Regions from separate parts of the Mus musculus genome. Here regions 2, 3 and 4 are each linked to region 1. Evidence: chromatin contacts called from ENCODE Hi-C or POLR2A ChIA-PET data. All regions are on one chromosome and are shown on one strand. The core of a region is the stretch at or near the end of the contact, and the rest is flanking DNA. Distances in the headings are between cores, read along the strand shown.

The links. A loop is a pair of places that touch in the nucleus more often than their neighbours do. ChIA-PET counts read pairs that join two places held with the same protein, here RNA polymerase II (POLR2A).
Region 2: a map of v-Abl transformed pro-B cells shows a loop between it and region 1 (8-fold over the local background). The contact joins the promoter of Tor1aip1 here to the promoter of Acbd6 in region 1. A Hi-C loop is called at or near these places in 2 of 37 maps with a recorded cell type or tissue (both v-Abl transformed pro-B cells). POLR2A ChIA-PET finds 5 or more read pairs at or near these places in 3 of 5 experiments (Patski and embryonic stem cell).
Region 3: POLR2A ChIA-PET joins it to region 1 with 10 read pairs in embryonic stem cell. The contact joins the promoter of Ier5 here to the promoter of Acbd6 in region 1. POLR2A ChIA-PET finds 5 or more read pairs at or near these places in 2 of 5 experiments (Patski and embryonic stem cell).
Region 4: POLR2A ChIA-PET joins it to region 1 with 11 read pairs in Patski. The contact joins the promoter of BC034090 here to the promoter of Acbd6 in region 1. POLR2A ChIA-PET finds 5 or more read pairs at or near these places in 2 of 5 experiments (Patski and embryonic stem cell).

What each region holds. Positions count from the first base shown.
Region 1 is chr1:155,554,823-155,560,639 of GRCm38, forward strand. It overlaps Acbd6 (acyl-Coenzyme A binding domain containing 6), which reads left to right and starts at 3,298. Exons shown (of 8, transcript NM_028250.3): 1 at 3,298-4,037. The coding sequence starts at 3,816.
Region 2 is chr1:156,032,768-156,038,584 of GRCm38, forward strand. It overlaps Tor1aip1 (torsin A interacting protein 1), which reads right to left and starts at 3,713. Exons shown (of 10, transcript NM_001160018.1): 1 at 2,991-3,713; 2 at 959-1,033. The coding sequence starts at 3,468. It overlaps Tor1aip2 (torsin A interacting protein 2), which reads left to right and starts at 2,897. Exons shown (of 7, transcript NM_172843.4): 1 at 2,897-3,341.
Region 3 is chr1:155,097,200-155,103,016 of GRCm38, forward strand. It overlaps Ier5 (immediate early response 5), which reads right to left and starts at 2,437. Exons shown (of 1, transcript NM_010500.2): 1 at 1-2,437. The coding sequence starts at 2,231. The coding sequence ends at 1,305.
Region 4 is chr1:155,241,700-155,247,516 of GRCm38, forward strand. BC034090 (cDNA sequence BC034090) reads right to left here and starts at 2,833. Exons shown (of 10, transcript NM_001370865.1): 1 at 2,487-2,833; 2 at 1-627. The coding sequence starts at 2,530. Gm31102 (a long non-coding RNA gene) reads left to right here and starts at 1,430. Exons shown (of 4, transcript XR_878641.3): 1 at 1,430-1,780.

The DNA of each region.
Region 1 (5,817 bases), core at 2,048-4,547:
AACGCAGGAAGATCCCTGTGACAGGCAGGGCTGTATAGTGAGATCCCTCCCTCTCAAAACTAAAATAAGTTAATAAATTAAAAATTTAGAAACAGAGAGATATAAAAGTCTATGAGGTTCTCACTCAATCTACCTTTGAGGTTTACAATCTGCTGCCCCCTTTGTTCAGACTCGCTTCTGGCTCACAGCCTTTGATTTTTCTCCCCTAGCTTTCCCACTTAAGATTTGAGCAGCTTTGGGCCAGTCATGTAACCATTTTGTTGATTTCCTATGTATAAAATAGAAACATATCTATCTTATGTGTTAAAGATTAAGACTCTTAAACAGGGGATGAAGAGATGGACCAGCAGTTAGGAGGACTATTTGCTGTTCTAGAGGGTCCCAGCTTGATTTCCAGCACCCACATGGCAGCTAGCGACCATTTGTAATTGCAAGCCAGAGGATCTGATGACCTCTCTTTGCTCCTGTGGACACTGGGCACACATATAATGTACAGGCATAGATGCAGGCAAAACATTGAGACTCACTAAATAAAATTAAAAGTATTTTTTAAAAGACCCTTGAAGCCAGACAGAAGTGACACACAACCTTAATTCCAGCCCTTGGGAGGCAGGCGAATTTCTAAGTTAAGGTCAACTTGGTCTACAAAGTGAGTTCCAGGACAGCTGGGGCTCCACAGAGAAACCCTGTCTCAGAAAAAAAAAAAAAAAAAAAAGATTCTCAAACATTAAGAGACTCAGCAAGTCAGACTGGAGCCATCTGTAATGGGGATCCAATGCCCCCTTTTGGTATGTCTGAAGACAGCTACAGTGTATTCATATACATAAAACAAATAAATCTTTAAAGAGAGATGAGAGAGAGAGAGAGAGAGAGAGAGAGAGAGAGAGAGAGAGAGAGAGAGAGAGAGAGAGAGAGACTGAGATTCAACAAGTCATTGTCATTAAAGAAACCTCCTTCCTCAAAACCAGGGCTATGAAAGCAGGAGTGAGTTGTCAGGAATCTCCATGGAATTCCAGAAAGCAATTAATCCCTGTCCCTGCCCTAGAGCCAGAAGGCCTCAAAACAGGCCATCTGGCTTCTCTCCCACCCTGGTGAACTCCTCCACCCCTCAATTCTCCATTCCAAAAGCTGGATCCCAGACCCTGCACGGCAGTCTCCTGTCTCCTCAGATTTGGGGCACCAACATCAGATCAATAAAGTCTGCTCTCCATCTTAAGGTAGAACTAAGTGTATCCTTTTAATCTACTCTGCTGACCTATTTCTTCCAGTTATCACATTGTCTTAGTGAAGACACACTATGATCATGGCAACTCTTATAAAGGAAAATATTTCATTGGAGCTGGCTTACAGGTTAGTTCATTATCATCATGGTGGGAAGCATGGTGGCACGCAGGCAGACATGGTACTGAAGAAGTAGCTGAGAGTTCTACATCTGGGTCCACAGGCATCAGGAAGAGAACAGTGAGTCTCTAGACCTGGCTTGAACTTCTGAAACCTCAAAGCCCACCCCTTACCCCACAACTCTCCCACTCCCCCACCCCATGACATATGTCCTCCAACAAGGCCACACCCACCCAAGGCCACACCCACTTCAACAAGGCCACACCTCGTAATAGTGCCATTCTCTACCGGCCTATGGGGGCCAGTTTTATTCAAACCACTATGCATGTTATAAGGTGTGCATTTGTCCTTGTTTTTCCTTTTGTGGAGGGACTAATAGTGGAAACATTCTCTATTCTCAAAGAATGTTCGTGAAAGTCAGACCCAAGCCATTTAACTTCTTCCTGTTTCTCATTGTTCACTTATCCTGTTCAAAGTTCTGTTGAAAGTTTAATCCTAAATGGTCAATCAATAACCATTCTTTGTAGTTCTTTGTTATTAGCCTTATGTTTATTAGTGTTTTTATTAGTTTTAAGCTACTAGTGATAAATGACTACACATGAGTGTGTGTCTCTACCATATTTAGAACATACTAGCCACTGCTGATACCAAAATCACATCCCTCATTATCTTAGTTAGGGTTTCTATTGCTGTGAAGAGACATCATGACCACAACTCTTATTAAAGAAAGCATTTAATTGGGGCTGGCTTACAGTTTCAGCGGGTTAGTCCATTTTCATCATGGTGGAAGTATGGCAGCACGAAGGCAGACGTGGTGCTGGAGAGGCAGCTGAGAGGTGTACATCTCAGATCTACAGGGAGCAGGAAGAGTGAGCCACTGGGTTTGGGTTGAGCTTTTGAAAGCTCATTGACACACTTCCTCCAACAAGGCCCTATCTCCTAATCTTTCACAAGTAGTACCACTTCCCGATAACCACGCGTTCGAGTATATGAGCCTATTGGGGCCACTCTTACTCAAATCACCACACTCATCTTAAAGATAAATAATAGTTTATTCTGGAGTCACTTCGAGTGACTACAAATTTAGGTTACCCCAAATTCCAAGTTCCAATGTGGAAACAGTTTCATAGTTTTACAGAACAAAGAAAGTCATAAATCAAAGCAAACTAAAAATACATTGGCGGGTACACAGAGAAGCAGTAACACTGAGACGGGGAAAACTTTCCTACAGGCCCAAGAAGATAGTTGACGACATTCTTAGCTTTTGGGTTGGTGAAAGCTACTACTACTACTAGCACCACTACTAGTACTACTAGTAACAACACACACACACACACACACACACACACACACACACACACACACACACACACACACACAGTTGATGTGAGACACCCCAAAAACTGAGAGCAGTTTCTTCAAGCGACATTCCACATTGGGGTTCTCAAATTCCTGCAGGAGAGAGTACCAAAACGTGCTTTTCGTAAAAACTGATAGCAAATGTACACGGTCTGCGTGTAGACGTAATGAACTTTGTGTATGCATACACTTTTTCTTTTTGACAGTGTGCTGGACGTGGAAAGATCTGTTCCTTTCCGGCAGAGCTATAGAACTGGGTTTCACTTCAAGAAGCACAGGCACAACTGAGATGAGACGATGCAGGTTTGGGGGCCTGGTGAGGCACAACTGAGATGAGATGATGCAGGTTTGGGGGCCTGGTGATGCCTTCTCTCAAAGCGCTGGGAAATGAGGGGGCAGCAAGTTTGGAAAACAAAACACTGATGGGAGAGAGTCATCTAACCATTTAGACACACGGTGGGGCAGTGAAGGAAGGTTTCCATCTGTTGGTGACTCGCTATTTTAAGTCAGAGTGGGTGGTTAGGAAACGGCGGAACCTTTGTCCTCAGCTCTCTGTTTCCCGCGACTCTACTCTAGCAGCTACACTAATGGACCGCCTCCTTCCCTTTCCCCTGGGGGCCCTATCCGGGTGAGTTCCGGAGTTTGTGACTCCGAAGTCCCCCCCAAAACCACGAGCGACGTCCCCTGTCTGTCACCGAGGCCCGTATCTCCATCCCGCACCGCGGCCGCCGCAACCCACGCTAGCGGAGCAGGCGGGGCCCCGTATCCACCGGCGCGTGCCCGGGTGCGCGTCCGACCCGCCGAGCTCGCGCCCCGCTTCACCTCCCAGCTCCCGTCCCAGCCGCACGCGCCGCGCCGCCGGCTTCCCCTCATCTTCCAGCCGAGCGGCCTCCAGACCCCGCACCGTTGGAGCGACCCGGGCGAAGCCCGAGGGGAAACCGGGGGAGGACGGGGCGGTCCTGTGCGCCCGGGTAGGCGGAGTGGCAGAATCACCTGAGACCGCCAGACAGCTCACTGCGTTCCCACTCCCGCTCGAGCTCCGCACCCGGACCGGTGGATCAGGCCCGGGAACCCGCGCCACACCGGGGAGGACCGGCCACAGCGAGCTAGTGAACATGGCCACACCGTTCCTACCCTCGGGGGCCACCACAGGCGACAGCGGTGGGGAACTGAGCTCCGGGGACGACTCTGGTGATATGGAATCCTTCCAGACCCCCGAGGCCGAGGGGACCCGGAGTTTGGCCGAGCTGTTTGAGAAGGCTGCCGCACACGTCCAAGGCCTGGTTCAGGTAGCCAGCCGGGAGCAGCTCCTGTACCTGTATGCCAGGTTCAAGCAGGTAAAAGATGGGTGGATGAGAGGACGTGGGCTGTTTCCTCCAAAAACTTAGTAGCAGATTGCGTGGCTAATGGTCGAGCGTAATGAAGTTTGTATGTGTGTGTTTGTTGTTTTTGTTTTTTACCCTGGAGAATAGCATCATTCTGGACATGGAATAATCTCTCTGATATCCAACGAATATTTATGTAGCCGGGCACTGAATGACAATGTTTCAGTGGCCTTGCCTCTGAACCTTTACAAAATGAGGATGATAAAATAAAATTTGGCATTCGCTGTTGCCAGAAGGACATGTGATAGGAAACATGGTAATGTTAATAATAAGTTTGAAATTTAAGAGAACATTACTGTGTATAAGATGCTAACAATATTACTATTATGATTCTTAGGAACTCTAAATATAGTTGTTATGTTTTTGGCTGAATTTGGTCCTGCTAGATATAGTCCCTCCACATTTTTAAAATTAAGGGCTCCATGCAGGTAACATGGAGGTCTGGTGATGAACTAACTCTCCACTCAGCTTCCTGAATCACTTTCATTTCCAAATAGAAAACCCAGGGGAGTAGGCAGTTTAGAAAGTTACATGGATATATCAGAATTAAAGTGTAGTTTTTGTCTCTAAAACTGAATTTTACCCGATAAAGTAAGGACAGGTTTGAGTTATAAACATAAGACTAATTTATCTTTCAAGGTTAGGTACCAGAAGGAAAGACTATTGCCTTCCTTCAGTGGACAGATACAGTTCAGCAGAACACTGGGTGTTCTGTCTATAGAGAATGCAAAGATGAAAGAACATCATGACACTGCCTTTAAGAAGCTTACAGGATTAGTTAAGGAATCTAGATGCAAATGTGAAAAGAAAATCGATGATTAGGAAAATAGGAAAACCCCAGCTCTTTGGAACTTTGAAAGAAATGACGTTCTGGATAGTAGTCTCTTTTATTTTATTAGAATAAAAAAATGCTTATGGTATAGTTACATATATTTCTCCTGAACTCTTTTTTTTTTAAGGTAGTCATGAGAACCCTCCTGTATTTCTAATTATGTTTTTATTGAGTTTGTGTGTGTCAGTGTAGGTCAGAGGACAACTTGCAGGAGTTGGCTCTCTCCTTTAACCATGTGGGTCCTAGGGATTCAGCTAAGGTTGTCAGGCTTGGTAGCAAGCACGGTTGGCTACACACTGAACTGTCCTGTAGTCTTGAACTTGAGATTCTGGGTAGAGGACGTCTTCTTACAGGACTGATGGTTATTATGAGCACATGCTAGTAATGATGTGGACTGAGAGATATCCCTGTGCAAGGATTTTGTGTGATGCCAGGTATGCTGGCACATACCCTTCACCCCAGCGGCTTGGGGAAGCAAAGGCAGGTTATCTCCATGAGATCAAGACAGCAAGCTGCAGGCTAGATGGAGCAACATGGTAAGACTCTGTCTCGAAACAAACAAAAAGTTGTGTAATGGGAAGAACAGGTAAGCACTTCTGCTACATACCTGATTACATTGGTTATTTTAAGGAAATTGAGGAAAATCAGATAGAATTGAATTACAAAGTCCTTGGACTTCTTTGTTTTTTTAATGTTTATTCATTTTATGTATATGAGTGGTTTATCTGTTTGTACACCTACATGCATGCCAGAAGACTGCATTAGATCCCAGGATAGATTCCAGGATTGTGAGCCACCATGTGCTTTTGCTGGGAATTGAACTCAAGACCTCTGGAAGAGCAGACAGTGCTCTTAACCATTGAGCCATCTCTCCAGTCCCCTCAGACTTCATTTTTATTT
Region 2 (5,817 bases), core at 2,463-4,962, 480 kb after region 1:
CTAAGACAATTTTTATTACATTTTAAACATCTCTGAAATCATATACTATATAATTAAGGCATCTTAACATGAATTACCAGGAAATTGGCGGTATCTGTTCTCTTCTAGGTGGTACAAGAAGCAATGATGTCGTCCTACCTTATGACTGATACCCTGGGTTCACAGAAACACAGTCCTAAGCCTGACAGACTTGAAACCCACTGTGCCAGGGTTTCACTATGCAGAAACAGCTAAGCAGAAGCACTGTGACATAATCATTTGACACTATGAACTATTACTTGACTGAAAGTGAACATTTGGGGAGAATGAATAGGTTTCAAAAAAACCAAACCGAGCCAGGCGTGGTTGCGCACGCCTTTAATCCCAGCATTTGGGAGGCAGAGGCAGGGGGATTTCTGAGTTCGAGGCCAGCCTGGTCTACAGAGTGAGTTCCAGGACAGCCAGGGCTATACAGAGAAACCCTGTCTCGAAAAACAAAACAAAACAAACAAACAAAGACAAACCTGAGCCTGAATTTTAATTTACTCATGTATCAGGTGATCTTAGAGAAGAGTCTTAGATACTCAGAGCTTCAGTTTCCCGTCTCTCTCTGCGGGGTTCTGAAGATTAACAGAGTGGTAGACAGTTGAACTTACATTTTGTTTTCGCCCTTGTTTAGTTTAGCAAGTACCCATAGGGCTGAATTTAGTGAACTGATAAGACTCACAAACCTCTTGTGATTGACCGACTGATTGATTGATGTACGTTTTTTCCAGGCAGGGTTTCTCTGTGTAACAGCCCTAGCTATCCTGGAACTCTCTTTGTAGACCAGGCTGGCCTTGAACTCCTAGAGTTCCGCCTGCCTCTGCCTCCCATGTGCTGGGATTACAGTCATATGCCACCACGCCCAGCTTGAGCTGTGATTCTTCATGAGTCTTTGGCAGGAAAAGAGAAAACCAAAAGACCAAACTCTTCTTACCTGAAGCCTCTGGTGTTCTAAGAGTTTTCTTTGAGGCTGTTTGGCTTGTAACAGGTCGGGAAGAAGGTTCATCCTCTACAGCACCAACAAGAGGTAAAATTCAAGTTAGATGACCTGGGAGAGACCATGGCACACAGTATGCATATTTACCAGTAATCTATACAGAGAGATGCAAGTATTCAACTTCTCTAGGTTCAAAACTTGGGAATTAAACCAGTTAGAAATCCTATTAAGACAGAGTATGATGAGGGCTGGGGAGAGTTCAGTGTTTACGGGCATTTGCTGCTCTTTCCGAGGACTTCCGAAGTCCAAAAGGCTTACGATATTCTGTAGCTTCAGCTCCAAGGGACCCAACACCATCTTCTGGCTTCCAAGGCTACCTGTACTCACGTGCACATACTCACACAGGTACGTGCAGCTGCAAACCATGGAAGTGAAACAACATACAAACCACTACTTGTTGCTTTACGACAAAAATGCTACTTTAGCAAGTTAAAAGGTTAGGCCCTTGGTCCTGTGAAGGCTCTATGCCCCAGTGTAGGGGAATGCCAGGGCCAGGGAGAGGGATTGGATTGGTTGGGGGGGGGGGGGGATATAGGGGAGTTTTCGGAGGGGAAATGAGGAAAGGGGATAACATTTGAAATGTAAATAAAGAAAATATAAAAAATTAAAAGGTAGGTTCAAGAGTCAGGTAAAAGAAATGTTTAAATCCTCTAAAAATGTATAAAAGGTAAACTGAATTTAGGTGCAGGAGGCTCTGTGGGAAAGTCAATAAAAAGTAACAGTTACATTGCCTCCCATGTGCAAACACTGTCTCAGTTTCTGAGACAGAATTAACACAAGTACCTAAATTTCGACCAGGCATACATGCGTGACAGGTTCCTTTTTTTTTCTCCCAACTTTGCCATCTTAAAAGAAATGCTGACATGTATAAGCAAATAAACTGTCTCCTTACATCCAAAAGAGCATGCACATCTCTAGCATAAAGTTTCCCAAATGAACAGATCTTCAAGTGTGTCAGGACTTTAAGGGCAAGTAGGTAAATCTGCAAGCCAGTTTACTGTGCTCTAAGCTTTAAATCCACTCCTGTTCAGATGCATCAAATGTATTAGGGAGGCCATCCCACTGTGACTCTAACCCTCAGAATTTTACCTCATAATTAGGTGACTGACATGGGGCTTACTGGAACCACCTGTGACTCAGTTATATCCGAGTGCAGGGAATAAGAGGATGGCTTGAAGAATTTGGTTCATCTGTGTGACTTAACTAAAACTATAGTACACACCCTGTTGGCATCTGGGGCTTCATATATAAGCTTTACTAATAAATAGAACCTTGTTTTGTTTCAGTAGTTTGTCAGTCTTGACTTGTTTAGCTACTTAAGATTACCGTGATGGCCTCCAATCTGGGGGGAAAGTCTGGCAGAGACCAGACTCTGTATTTGGAGTAATGTCACCAACCCATTCATTAAAGTCAGCTACTCCTCGTAGCATCCGCCTAGAAATGATCTCGTTTTCCCAATCTTGGTGAAAAAAAAAAAAAACGAAAGAAACCGACTGGAAAGTTAACTTAAAAACAGGATTTTCAGCTGGGGACTTGGGGCCCCCGAGATTTAAAAAAAAAAAAAAAAAAAAAAAAAAGGAAATGGAAGTGGCTTCAGTAGAAACTTCAGAGGACGGAAATGAAACCGAGCGCAGAGTAGTTTGGGGCTCCGACAATGGCTTAGCCGCCGACCTCTAGCAAAAGCCTACAGAAAGAGGAGACCTAGACCCCCCAAACTGAAGCTCCAGGACTAGGCAGAGCTGCCCGCCTCCGCTCGGGTCACTTCGCACCACCACCTTCCCGCGCGGCCCACTGCGTCCTTCCCTCTTGAGGGTCCGGGTGGACTCAATCCGGGAGTGCGCGCCCAAAGGGCCGCAGAAATCACCAGGACCCAGGCGGGGCCGGAGCGGGGCCGGCCTCCACGGGGGCGCGCCTGCCGCCGCGTGCCCGCCGCCGCGCGCGCTCCCGAGCCCGCAGCCGAGACTGTTACCTTCGCGGTCCTCACTGGAGGACGGAGAGTCCCGTAACCCTCGGCCGCTCGTGGCCGGAGACAGCTGCGGCTGCTGTGAGTGCTGCTCAAGGCGAGCAGACCTCCGCGTCTTCATCTCCTCGGCTTCCTGGGCTCGCCGCTGCCTCCGTGGTCGAGAGCGAAGGTTGTAAGCGCTTTCTCTCACTTCCTCTCCCGCAGAAGCCGGCCGGAACTTTTCTGGCGGGGTTCGTCTCCCCCCCGGAGACCTTTCTTTGGCCGCCCGGGGCTCGAAGTCGCCGTACACTTCTGCCGGCTCCTCTGAAAACCTCACTTCCCGTCGTCCGCGGCGCGACGGGTGAGCTCCGTACGCAGGCGCGTCACTGCTGTCGCCATTTCGCGGGTCGAGCCTCCGCCTTCCCTCCCGGATGGGGGCTCTGGGTGTGACGTAGATGGCCCAACCTTCTCCGGGCCCCTCGGCCTGCCACCTTTCTCCCGCCATAGTTGTTTACGTAGCTGGTAGTCGGTTCGTGGCGATAGATTGGCCGCAGATAGATTCCGCTGCGGGTAGTGGCGATGGCTTCGGGGAGGTTGTCGCAGTGGTCAGGGAGGCAGTTGAGAGTCGCCGGGGCCGCCGCCTGCGTCCTCGCTCGTGTGCCACCAACCAGCCTCCAGGCCCATGGTGTGTCCTGAGGGCTGTCGGAGAGGCAGTGCCCGAGCTGGGTCAGCTGCTGCGGGTCACTCCCGCCTCCTGGCTGAAGGCACCAAAGAGGAGGAGAAGGGGGAGGAGGACGTCTCTGTCCTTGGCCTTGGAGGGAAAGGTGGGGGCGACCAGGAGGTGGTAGGACAAGTGGCCTGTGCCAAGCTGCTGATGGCCAGTTGCCCACCACCGGGGGCGCTGGTCCTGGCTCCCAGAGGCTTTGGGAAAGGGCAAGTTTCAGTCCTTGATCCCAAGCTGTTGCGCAGTTCCCCTGCTACTTTGGCCACTCCTTTTCAAATGTCCCTGGGAGGAGAAATGATCAGAAAGGCAATTCTGCATGTCATCTTATGGCGAAAATTATAGTTTCATGGACCTTTATGAAATTGCTTTTACCCAGTTTAAAATTTTTATTCACCTGTTGACCCTTTAAAATTGTGTTTAGTTACACTCTTGGGGTGTGTTTCCATTTTTGAGTCGTAGCCATATCAACCATATTCTTGAATTTTCACGTGAATGGTATACCAATAAGCTATACCCTAGCCCTAAAAAAAAAAAAAATCGATTTTGAGTTTTTATTTGGAAGCCACATAACAGTGATTTTGAAAAAAAACTTAAAAGTATTTGCCTTTTTCCAGTATTTTAAATAATGACCTTAAGTTGTTACTCAAACTTAGACAAATTCCCAGTTACTAGAATTTTCACAAATAGTCTATAAATTTGGTCAGCAACACAGATGACTCAAGAGTCATGTTTGGAGCTTCATTTAGCATTGTTTATTAACTACAAAGAAGGGGAGCCATAAGGAGACAGCTGCCCTTTTTTTAAAGATGTGTGTGTGTGTGTGTGTGTGTGTGTAAGTGAGTGAAAGGAGGGAGGGAGGGTGATCTCTGCCTGTCCTGGAACTGTAGACTAGACTGGCCTCAGCCTCACAGAGATCAACCTGCCGCTGCTCCCCAAACGCTAGGATTAAGGGTGTGGGCCACCACACTTGGTAGCACTTTTTTAGAAAACAAAACTTAAGGAAAAACGAAAGTGATACTCATTCGTGGTAGCCTGAAAACTGGGTGTGGCTTTTTTTTTTCTACAAAACGCTGAGAAGTACTGATAACTTGGTAATGTTTGGCTTGTGTCTTTTCCAGTAATGCTTTGTTTGTAAAGTGCCTATTTACACAGTCAACAATCACAAAAATTCTTTAATAGATGTACAGCAGTGAAAGGATATAAATTTTTGTAGTGTTTATATTCTAAGCTCATAAGGCAGTGTGTGCAACAGATGACTAAAGACACCTGGGTGCTGGCTTGTTAAACTCTGGTTTGAAGGATACATGAAAAAGAAAGTGAAGAGGTTCTATACATAATTGGTCAATCAGAGAAAATGAGAGGTTACAAAGATTATTGGATAATTGGCATGTGCTTTGTTTTGTAATTAAAAGTACTTATAAAGTAGTTTTATGAGTGGCTTTTTCAAAGAAAAAATAAGGATGTTAAAGTTTAGAGGCAGTTAACTTCGCATTTAACATAGATTTGCTTAGGATTTTTCCCTCTTGCCTAGGTCATAGGTATGTGTCATCTTTAGAAGCTGTCACCCACACCTAACAACTTTGCAAAAAACAAACTTGGATTACTATGAGTTAAAGCCAAATTCTTGTCAAACCAGATATTCTGCTGTAGGTGTTTTCCAACCTCTTTTGAGCCAGCCTTGAATATATTCTAAAAGATTATTATAGACAGTAGATTCATTTCCAGTATTATAAGAGATCTTTCTGGGCCATGAGTGTGACGATCTGAGCTTTGAACTTAAAACAGTTTCTTTGGGAACTAGAAAAATGTGGAAGAATGAAGAGTTTTACTTAGAGAATTTGCCATATGTTAGAGAAGACAGATGCACAAAAATAAACTGGTATTAACTGGTATGTGTATCTGACAAAATTATTTCTAGAAATCCTGTGTTCTTTATATTGGCTCTCTAAATTAAGCAACTTTTACATTAAAAAGAAAATTGTGTATAGGTGTTTTGCCTGCATGTATGCCTGTATACCAAGTATGCCTAGTGCCAATGGAGGCCAGAGGAGGGCATTTGACCCTGGAATTGGAGTTACACAGTTGTTAGCCACCATGTGAGTGCTGAGAATCAAACCTCCATCCTCTGTA
Region 3 (5,817 bases), core at 1,187-3,686, 460 kb before region 1:
TAATATTAGAGATTCCCATCAGATCAAACTATAGAAAACCAAACTGGTCTGTCATGACTGAAGAGAAAATTGTAGTGGCAAGTCTCAAACTGACAGTCATTGATACCAGTATCCATGGATGGGGATGTTCGTGAAAACAAAAAACCAAAACCAAACCCTTAAACGTGTCTTTCTTGCTACTTATTCAAGTCAGCCAACACTGTCCCTCGCCTGTGAATGGCTGATATTAAGAACCACACCTTCCATTTCCCAGCCTGGTTGCCCCTCCCCGCCACCTTGTTGGAAACCCAGACAAGTGATTACATACATACAAACAGGCAGTGGAGTTGCTTCAAAATATTTAATACGTGTTAGACACGTAAAGTTACATTTTTATACAAAAATCAATACAGAGAAGGAGAAAATACTGTACAAAAACCTTATCAGCTCCCCCAACCTTTATACAACAAAGACTGGAGTCACCTTATCTACAAAGCCATAAGGTCCTTCCACTTAGAGCTCGTCTGTAAACTTTGTTTCATTAAACACTTTTTAAAAGCACTGTGTAGTAAGTTCTGAGCTAGAGCTTTTAAAAAATATATCTTTTCTCTATAAACTCCGTATTTCCAAGCTTGAACTCTTCTGTGAAGTTCAGCAAGCTTTTTTTCCCCTGTGGGGAATTGAAGGTCCCTTAATGTTCTGCTTTCCCAGAGTAATCACAGGGTAGAAGCGCTTCTTCTGTGCCAGAGAAAGGATGGGGAGGGAGAAAAATAATACAAGTCTCTACTCCAGACGAACTCCCTCTAGTCTGAGGAAATCCTGTGAGAAAACGCCACTCCGCGCCCCGGTGCGGTCGTAGCTTTCATGAGAGAGAGGTGTGTGTAAAGTCCCTCTCTCCCCCAAGATCGAACGGGGAACTCCCCTTCCTCGAGCCTTTCTGCAGCTTCCTTTTCTGTGCTGCTGGCAGAGGAAAGTCCCTGTCTGCACCCCCAAAGTCTCAAGCCCCGGGGAAGGGGTGGTGCATTCCAGAATCACAGAACAGTCTCAACACAAGACAAACTTACACACGGACACACACAGATACAAAAGTTAACGATCGATCGTCCTCTTCCAATAAGCCTCCAACTCTAGGTCTCAGGATGAGACTCGAGAGCCACGGCCCAGCCGGGCTGCCCCTTCTGGGGCGATGTGCTGCCCGGCAGCAACCAGTCTCCCCTACGCGCCCAGCGCCTACGGTCTCGGCTCGTCCTCGCGGCCGGGAGAGGCCCCGGCCGCACTTCGGGGACTCCCGCTGCTCAAGCTCCAGCCACTCGGGTCCCGGGGGCTCAGAAGGCCACGATGGCTGTGCTCCAGGGGCTCATGTCTCTCAGCACCGGCTTGTCGCAGCAGATCTGCCCCGGCTCGGCGGCTTCCGGGCCGCCCTCCTCCGCCTCCTCTTCCTCTCGGCCGCCTGCGGGGCTTTTCCGTAGGAGTCCCGAGAAGCTAGACCCGAAGATGCTGATGAGGTTTGCCACGTTCCCGGTCTCCATCTCCTCGTCGGTGTCGTCCTCGCCGGTGACTGGCTGCTCCTCCGAGTTCCGGCGCGGCTTCTTGAGAGGGGTAGAGCCGGGTGCCGAGCAGCTCGCGCGGCCGCCACCCACTCCCGCTGCGCCACGCTTCCTGGGACACGGGGCGGGTGGCGCGGGGGACCCGTCCTCGGAGGACCGCTCCTCCACGGCCGGGGGACAGCCGCACGGGCGGCGCACTGCCCGGGGCCCCTCGGGGCACGCGTCCGAGCCACCTCCTGAAGACGCCGCGCGCGGACGCTCCACGCGGCCCCAAGCAGCTGCCGCCGAGTCCTCCTCTCCGCCCCGGAGAGCTTCCCCCGATCCGGCCACCGCGGCCACCGGTTCTGAGCTTCCCGCTCCGGGCGTGTGGCACACGGAGGGACGCTGAGGCTGAGGCTGCGGCTGAGGCTCGGGCTCCGGCCAGGCGGCACGGGCGACCGGCGGGGGCGGCTCTCCCCAGCCGGAGGGTGGCCCGGCTACAGGCTCTCCAGGCTGCTGAGGCGGCGGCACCGCCGGGGTCCCCGCAGGGCCAGCCAGGTAGAGGCCAGGGCAGGGGTCACTCAGGTAGACTTGGCGGGCGCTGCGCAGCACCAACGACACCAAGAGGTTCTTGTGCAGCTTGATGCCGCCGCGCTGGACCCGCGAGTTGTAGATCTTGCCCAGGGAGATGCTGACGATGCGGTGAGCCTCCAGCTTGAACTCCATCCTGCCTTCGCTTCCAGACGATAGGGTGAACGCCTGCTTGCCTTCTGAAGCTGCGAGAGGAGCTGTAGGCGGGATCAGGTCTTCCTCTGTGGTTGTACCCTCGGCGTCTGAAAGCTCGGTGGAGAAAAGACCTGGTGACGCGTAGTCCCCCTCCGCCGCTTCCCTTCAGACAACAGAACCGTTCTGAGCCGGACTCTAAACTGAGCGCTGCGGGGCCACACTGCACCTTATATATGCTCCTCGAACGCCAATCACAAAGCGCCGCTAACCGTTCTGGGCGGGCAGATGTGCCTCGTGCTCCGCCCCCGACCAATCAGAGGCAGAGGAGGGGCCCCAGGGCCTGTTCAAACGTTAGTCCCGCGGAGCAAGCTCTTAAAGGGGGAGATTGCAGGCAGCCCATTGATCATGTGCGGTGGGATTTGTGTTCAGAGGCGTTGATAGAGGAGAACGAGGCCCACAGAACTGTATGTAGTAAGGGATTCCGCTTTGTGATGTACCTTAGCACACTGACTGGAACTTTCATTCGTTTAGTGTGCTGGAATCTACTGCACAATAAAATTCAGTTCCTTTCATACACAATTTCCAGCTGCTCATAGCTGTTTCAGCTGTAATTTCTGGTCATTCTTGGCAGAAATGGAAGCGATGACAATATATGACAACTAGCACGATATATTTGAGATATTATGTTGGAGTTAGCCCCTTTCCCATTAGCGTTATACTCAGCATTTAACTACAAACAAAAGGGAACGTTCTAGAAATACCCAAGCTTCTGCCTTATGAAGGAACAGAATTCAGGTACAACGTTGTTTGTTCTCACCTAAAGCTGGCATCTTTCATTTCGTTCCCCAGATTCTCAGTTATCACATATTTTAAATGGAAGATGTTACCTATTTCTCCACAATGGTTTTCTTTGTTTGTCTGTTTGTTTAATACCCCCCCCCCACACACACACACAATAAGTAACTGATCTATTTTGGGGGAAATCTAGTAAGTTCTAAAAATACAAATAAGTTCTGGTTTCCCATGTTGATTATGTAAATTGTTTTTTGTCAAGTATGGGGGGAGGGTTCCTAAAATTTTTCTGGTCAGTCAATGTAGTCCCATCCACTGAGTCTTGCAAATCCCTGTCAGAAGGACCATGACAAGATTGTACTGGTGCCTGATGGCTCTGTAAATTGCCTTATGGCCCTGAAGTTTCAAATATAAAATGAAGAAATCACAGATACACCTTCTTTATTACACAGAAGATAAATGGCAACTCTCAGAGTCAATCTAAATAATAAAGTTAACCACAGCTTACACGGTGTCTATGTGAAAGGTTTGCCTGACCCTACAATAGGTTTGGCCATTTACATGGAAGAAATACTAGTGAGAGGTAGGCTTGATTAAGAGCCAGTTCACAACCAGGATGCCTTCAGATCTGATGGTTTGGGGGATGCTAACTTTGGCCACTATTACTGCTACAACTGAAGCCCAGAGTCCCTCCCTTCTAGGAATTCTCAGCCCACATAGAGAAGGAGAGAAAATAATTATAACATGTAGCAACAGCAACATATGTTCAGTAATAGCATGAGGTTCTTCTCCGTTTTCTCTCTTGGAAAATCTTTTTTATTTTATTTTATTTTTTGACAAATATTTATTGGGTATTGAAATCCAAGACCACATCTAGATCCTGACCACTCACCCTTAAAGCAACAGAGTTGTCCCTACTTCATCTTCAGGTTTCCTAAGAAGAGCAGACCAGTGAGGCTCTGATGGGGCCCAGTGCATTACAAGTGAGAGTGTATCAGGTAATGCTGCATCTCACAGACAGATTTATCGATGCCGCGTAGTAAGTAGCACTTGAACGAGTGTACAGACATATCCCATGTTCCTGTCTAACACAGCTCGCTTAAATTTACAGGCCAACTGACGATCCGTCTGGGGTGGAGTCAGTGAGCTGTCTGATAGCCATGGGCAGGTTCAGGACCTGGTCCTTTCAAAGCTTTGTTTGTTTCATCAGCGCTTCTTTTTAAAATATTTATTTATTTACTTACTTGCCTGCTTATTTATTTATTTATTTATTTATTTATTTATTTATTTATTTATAGAGAGGGTTTTTTTCGTTCTGTCCTGTAGTCCTGTTCTGGAACTAGCTCTGTAGACCAAGCTAGACTTGAACTCAGAGATCTGCCTGCCGCTGCCTCCCCAGTGCTGGGACTAAAGTTGTGCATCACTATTCCCACTGAGCATTCTGATTTTATTAAAACAAAAACAAAGAACATCAGTTCTATTCCTACCCAAATTTTCTGATAAACCTGGAAATGGTAGGGTTTTCAGATAGTCCTAATAAGGCTCCGAAGCATCTTGGAAGGGCCAAGGCCTCAGGCCTTACCAGACTTCCACTGGGAAAAGTGTGAGAACTTTTAAGTCACTGTAAACAGATGTTTGCAAGCACAGGCTACTGGAGTGGGAGTCCCAGCTCCACTTCTTCCTTGCTGAAGAGCACTTTGGAAAAGTGTTTTGCCTCTCTGTCATTCCGTCTTTTTTTTTTTCATTTGATTACAGAGATAATAGTAGTGCCTACCTCTTAGAGCACTGTGAGAAAAGGATGCTTATTGCACACTTAACACTCTTAGCACAGCAGTGAGCACACGTACACTATCAGTACACATTAGTTATTTGAACCTACTACCTTACATTTGAATTTGGAGTAACAGAAGGGTCTGGAGACTCTTTAGGTAGCATTGATGAAAGTTTGAATAAGGAAAGTGGATTTGAAGAGTTGCCGAAAGCCCTAAGGTATAACAAACTCTTAAGCACCAAAGCAGGGGTGGGGGTGGGCTGGCGGTAGGGTGGAGAACAGAGAGCATCTCATTTGCCAGGTTTCCAAGGTGATGATAGCGAAGCATGGATGCTTCAGTGAGGAGATGGGGCCACGGGGACTTACTAAAGATTTTCCAGTAATAAGGGAACCTCAGGATGGATTCCAGAACAATCGGTACACAGGTGATCATTCAACTGTAAAGCGTCTGTGTATCCTTAGGCAAAGAATTCCTGAGAAGACCTGAGCTAGATGGAACTAGAAAGAGTGAAAAAGATAGACAGATAGATAGATAGATAGATAGACAGACAGACAGACAGACAGACAGACAGACAGACAGACAGACAGACAGACAGACAGACAGATAGATAGATAGATAGATAGATAGATAGATAGATAGATAGATAGATAGATAGATAGATAGATAGAAGAGATAGAAGGGACAGGGCTATGGAGATGTCTCAGTGAGTGAAGTGTTTGTTGCATAGGCGGGAGGGTCAGAGTTTGGATGCCCAGGACCTACACATAAAGCCAAGCCTGGTGGTGCTGAGAAGCAGAGACAGTTGCCTTCCAGAGGCTCCACTGGCTAGCCGTCTAGCCAAAGGCAAGCTTCCAGCTCAGTGAGAAACCCCATCTCAGAAAAGAAAGCAGAGCTCCAGCCTGAAGAGGGGAGAAGCTCATGAGCCCCACGCTGAGCTGAGGAACGTTTGGCAAGTGAAGGCTGTTCAAGGAGGAAGGGTCTTTACTCTGTCCCACAGTAGGTTGCTCATGCTCCAGTGGCTG
Region 4 (5,817 bases), core at 1,583-4,082, 310 kb before region 1:
CTTCTCTTCTTCTGGCTGCTCAAGGGGGTGGTTTTACAGGGACCAGGCCGCTGTGGCTGGACTGCAGAAACTCGATTGTTGGGACTTTCTTGTAAAGAGCCAGACCCTGCTACTGGGTCCTCCTCATGATCAGCCGGCATCCACACTGCTTCTGGAGACCACGGGCTTTGTTCATTCCAGCTCTCAGGGGTAGATGGCTTGGATCCACTGTTCCTGGCAGGTTTCTTCTCATTAACATGTCTGGCCAGATGTCCATCATTAGGGTTCTGAGCATGGGGGACCACCAGGGCATCTGGTAGGCTCCAGGCTACTCCAGTCTTGACTTGGTGGCATTTGGATTTTGTAGGGGATGGACGCTCATAGGAAGTGGGACGGGGATCTGTCCCTTGTTTTCCTGCTGTCATTTTCTCCTTCAAGGCCTTTACCTTGGACTCCAGCACAGAAGGACCTTGGAGCTGCAGCCCCCATGTCCTGGGAGGCTTGGGGGGCATCAGGTTAGATGCTCGGTCTTCCTGGGGGCAGGGTGAAGGTCTCGGGAGAGGTCCACTGTCTGGCTGCTCAGCGCCATCTCTGGCCATGGCTGGAGTCACTTGCGTGGGGCTTGTTGTGCTCCCTGGCCTGGATGCTCTGCAGGAAAAAAGAGAAGCTCAGACCCTGACCCTGGACGCCCCAGTAACCTGCTTGATCTCCACAGTGCCCTGATATGGACCCCTTTTCAAGTGGCATACCTCAAGAAGAGCTGGTGTCCTCTATATAACGTGGACACACATTGAAAAGGACAAGTCACAGGACAGAACAAACAGGTTACCAGCAAGCTTATTTTCTCCTGGCATGCTCTTTAGAGGGCAGGGAGGAGACTGGGGAGGGTGGTTACTGGAGCATGGGCAGTAAACCCCGAGGAAGGAAATAATGCCAGTTTTTCTATTCCCATTTTTAGGGTGAGCAAAACAAGGCCTCAAACAATCCAATGCAAAATGTGAACCATGGTGAAAAGCAGTGTAATTCCCCAACCCTGGGCTAAAGGAGGCCCCAGAGGAGAATGGCAGTGTTGGCTAATGGTCAGTACTCTTCCTTGTGGATGACGGACCTGTCCCTGTAATAGAATGTGTCGCTGCCTGCCAGCTTCATGCCAACCCTAGTGAAAAAGTGTTAGACTAGAGTCAAGCTGTACTCGAAAGAAGTAATAGTGACAGTCACAAACGATAAGCTATCTGCTCTATGTCAAGCAAAGGCTTTTCAAACATGTCAACACTCTCTAAAATAATATATTTATATTATGTCTGTGATAGAATGTTATTTTATATAAATAAAGATATTTATTTATTATATAATATATAAATAAAAATATTATTTTTAACAGATGGAGAACTGAGGCATAGAGAAATTACATCACGTAGATGCCCTGGGGGAGACAAGCTTGTAACCAGAACCTTTCCATTCCAAGCCAGGACTCTCCGAGAACAGTGAGCCTTTAACCGCACCCCTTGTTCTCAGGTAAGACCTGAGTCCGCAGAGGTCCCAAGACTCACTAGAATTATACGGCCCCTTGGTGGCCTGGCTGATTCCAATAGCTTTACAGAGAATGACGTGACAACTGTTTTACTCCCTGTATAAGCTACTGTGTCTTAGTGACTACTCAGAACACTCAGAAGTCACCCTAGTCTACCTGTGTCCCATAGGAAGTAAACTCTCAGCGTGTAAGAATTTGGGCATAGAGTATATATTAGAGGTTAATTATTCCCTTCTCACAATAGGGATCCACCATAAGATGTTCTTAAAGGTAAGTCTCTTAAAGTAATTCATTATAATTATTAAATTAACATGTTTTTCAGAATATACATATTTTATGAAGCAAGATACATATATAACACAGAATTTCACAGCAGTAAATCTGTGAAGTTTAGGGATAGTAGAAGTCATTTTCTCTACTAGATCATCTGGAGCAGCGGTTCTTGGCATCACGGGGTCGCATATCAGATATACTGCATATCAGATATTCACATTATGATTCGTAACAGTAGCAAGATTACGGTCATTAAGTAGCAACGAAAATAATTTTATGGTTGGAGATCACCACATGATAAACTTAAACTGTACTAAAGGGTCGCAGCATTAAGACTGAGAATCACTGATCGAAAATGTACTAGGTTTCTCTTTGTGGCTCAGCTACCTCTTCTCTGAGATCCAATCCAGAAGCCCAGGTTGTAATGTGAGCTTTTAGAAAAATTGATGGGTCAACCCTGGAGCTTCGCTCTAGACTTGTCCGCAGACCTTAAGGAATGAGACAGTCGGGACTGAAGGCCTCCGGACGACCTTCCTGGAAGATGTCGTAACTCCTAGCACCGATGCTCTAACTCAGAAAAAAACCTGGAATGAAAATGGACAGGAAGGGCGAGCCTCCACGACCCTTCCAGCTCTGCGGCGGCCGGAGGTCGGGTGTCCCCGGGTGTGCCCCGCCACCCCGCCCGGGTCCTCTCGGTACTCACTGAGAGCGGCGCGCGGGCTTGGCCGCCGCCTCCATCCCCTCCATCCCTCGGAGAGGCGAGGCCCTGCCCCACTCTCCCCGTCCGGGGCCGCTGCAGAGTCCCGGGCCGGACTCGCCCTGAATTCGGGCGGGCGGACGGGAGTGTGGCCCGCAGGCCTCGTCCCCGGAGCGTGTCCCGCCCCGGGTCCCACGAGGCGAGGCCGGGCTGGCAGGAGTGCGCGGCGCCCCTGGCCCCGCTGGGCGCCTGGAGCCGTAGCGACCGCTACTTCATAGCTTTGCTTGAAGGTGAAAGGCCCAGCCAGCGGCCTCGCGGGCCGGCCTGGGAAGAGAGGGCGAGGAAGGCGAGAGGAGGGGCGGCGGAAGGGGCTGGAGGAGCCGCGACCTCGGCCTGTCCCCACCCCCCAGCCTCCCGCGGCCTCCCAGGGTCGTGGCCACTCGACCCGGGCGCACGCCGGGAGCCCAGAGCCTCCTCGGCTCCGCTCCACTCCTGGAGCCAGGGCCGCCTAGACGGCCGGAGGATGCGCCCTGAATTTGGGGCTCACTGGCTGCCACGGGGCCGTTGTCCCGGGCGCCGATCAGCTCCCTCCCCGGGGACACGGGCGCGAAAGCGGAGGGGCGCCCGGGTGACTCGGGGGCGCAGCCGGAGCGCAAAAGGCGACAAGCTTCAGCCGACTCCACCGGCTCCGCTGGAGCGAGAAGCTGAGGACCGGACTTTGTGTGGAGAACGTTTCGGGATGGGTCGGTGGGCTTCTCCGCAGGGCCGCCCCATCACCCTTGGGCGCCCTCTTAGGTCAAGATCATTCAAGGTTCGTTGAGGCCTTGGGGTAAGCTGGCGTTGACTGCTCATCCGGAGCCACCAAGAGCTGGGCCTGCATTGCCAGCTGCTTGGGGAAGGGACCGCTTCTGGGGCAGTGGAGGATTCCCGAACAGACCTGGGTACAGGCCTCCGTGAAGGAGCCACCAAATGGCTGGCAATTGTGCCCAAATCCATGGAGCTTCCTCTTTCTAACCAGGAGGTGACTAAGTCTCTCCAATGTCCAAACCCATTTTGACTATTCCCCTACCCCCAAAGGAACAGTAAGAAGAACCAGGACATTTCAGACGTCTCTGAAAAGAGAAAGTGGTCTCTCTTCTTTCTTTGGCCAACAAGTTTCACTTACTTAATCTTTTGTGCTGCTAGATGGCCGGTGTAGCTACTGGAAAGGATGCACAAAGCTAAGGTCCTAGCAGAGCACAGGAGAGAGAGGGCAGTTCTACCCCTTGTGCGGGTGTAATCCTGTAGTCCCAGTTGTTCAGAGATTAAAGCAGGAGGATCCTGCTGCAAGTTCGAGGCCAGCCTAGGCAATTTAGTGAGACATGTTCTCAAAAGGAAAAGGGGAGAAATGGGCTGAGGATGTAGGGATGGGTGTAGAGAATTTGCCTATTGTGCAAGAGGCCCTGGGTTCAAACCGAGTCCCATGGAAACAGAAAGGATGTCTATCTCCCTTTAAGGGAGCTGGATGGGGGAGGGAACACCGAGGCAGGCAATCTGGTCTGAGCCGCACCCTGGGAAACTGACAGTAGATTGGCCCAGGACCGGTTTAGGAACCAAGGGGTTTATCCTGGGCAAACCCTGTGTAAGTGAGCAGGTTCAAGGCTCACGGCTCTGTGGAGCAGGGTCTGAAGCGTCTTCCTGCCATGTTCGCAGAGTAAGTTCCTCCACAAGGCACTTTCTGCTCTGGTTTAGTGCTGATCGATCACCATACACTGACAACTCAGTCCCTAGAGTGGCTGCCTCTTGCTGCAACCTCAAGATTCAGAACTATTGTCCCTTTGTACAAATGAGGTGACCAATCGGAACAAAGCTGGTAAATGGCAGGTCTTCAAGAACCCCCGACGGACACGATATTGAGTGTGGTGGTTGGCGTCTGCAGCAGAACATGAAATATTTCGTTTTTGAAAATTCAGATCGAGGGGTTAGAAAGATGCCTCAGTAAGAGCACCTGCTGCTGCTCTTGCAGGGGACTGGAGTTGGGTTCCCAGCACTCATGTGTGTGTGTGTGTGTGTGTGTGTGTGTGTGTGTGTGTGTGTGTATGTGTGTTTGTGTGTGTATGTGTGTGTGTTTGTATGTGTGTTTGTGTGTGTATGTGTGTTTGTGTGTGTATATGTGTGTATGTGTGTGTATGTGTGTGTGTGTGTGTGTGTGTGTGTGTGTGTGTGTGTGTGTGTGTGTGTGTTGGAGTTGGCTGGGCTTCTTACTCCAGCTTCAGGGAGTCTGATGCCCCCTTCTGACTTCCAGGGGTACCTTCACACACATGGCATACACACAAATAAAAATAAAAATCTTAAAAAACAAAAAACCTTCAAGTCAGGTGGTGATTCATGCCTTTTAATTTAAGCACTTGGAAGGCTGAGGCAGGTGGATCTTTTAAGATGTTAGTCTGGGCAGCCTGGTCTACATGATGAGCCAGGCCAGCCAGTATTACACAGTGAGACCCTGTCAAAAAGAAATGATCCAAACTCCTCAAATCAGGTTGGGATGTAGCTCAGTTGGCAGCGTGTTTTCGTAGCAAGCATGAAGCACTGGGTTTGGGTTTGATCCCTAGCACCGAATAGCTGGGTGTGGTAGTGTGTTCACACTTGGTCACAGTACCTAAGAGGTAGCCAGCTGGTGGTTGTTCACACCTTTAATCCTGGCATTTGGGAGGCAGAGGCAGGCAGATTTCTGTGAGTTCAGGGACAGCCAAGGCTATAAAGGGAAACACTGTCTCAAACACACAAAACAAAACAAAAATAGGAAGGACACAAGTTCAGCTCATCCTCAGAAAGAGGAAAAGTCATGACCAACCTTGCAAATGGGAGACCTGTCTCCAAAACCCAGATGATAAAACCTCTCATCGGGGCAGGAGAGATGGCTCAGCGGTTAGGAGCACTGGCTGCTCTTTGTAATACCCCAAATGTGCTGTCAGGTGGTCCTAGCTGTCTCACCTCATTTCTGATGTCCAAGGTGAATCCTGAACACAAGCTAGTCTCCTTCCTGTCTTCCACAGGCAGGGGTATAGTTGCTGCACCCTATAGGAACCTACAAAACTAAGGCACTTCATAGGCTCTCTTAAATCTTGACAAAAGGGAATAGTGTGCCTCCACCTTGGTGGTGTGGAAATCTGGGGTACAAGAGACTTTGGCTTCCTCCCGGCCACGCAGCTGGCGTAGCTAGAGTGTGAACCCAGTCCCATCTCTATCGGTAGATAAGATCTCTATCTATCTGGCTCCCCGGTGGTCTGCTTTGCTTCTTCTAATAACTCAGACTTCCACGGGTAATTCTCCAGGGCTCCTGGCCCCTTGCTCCTGA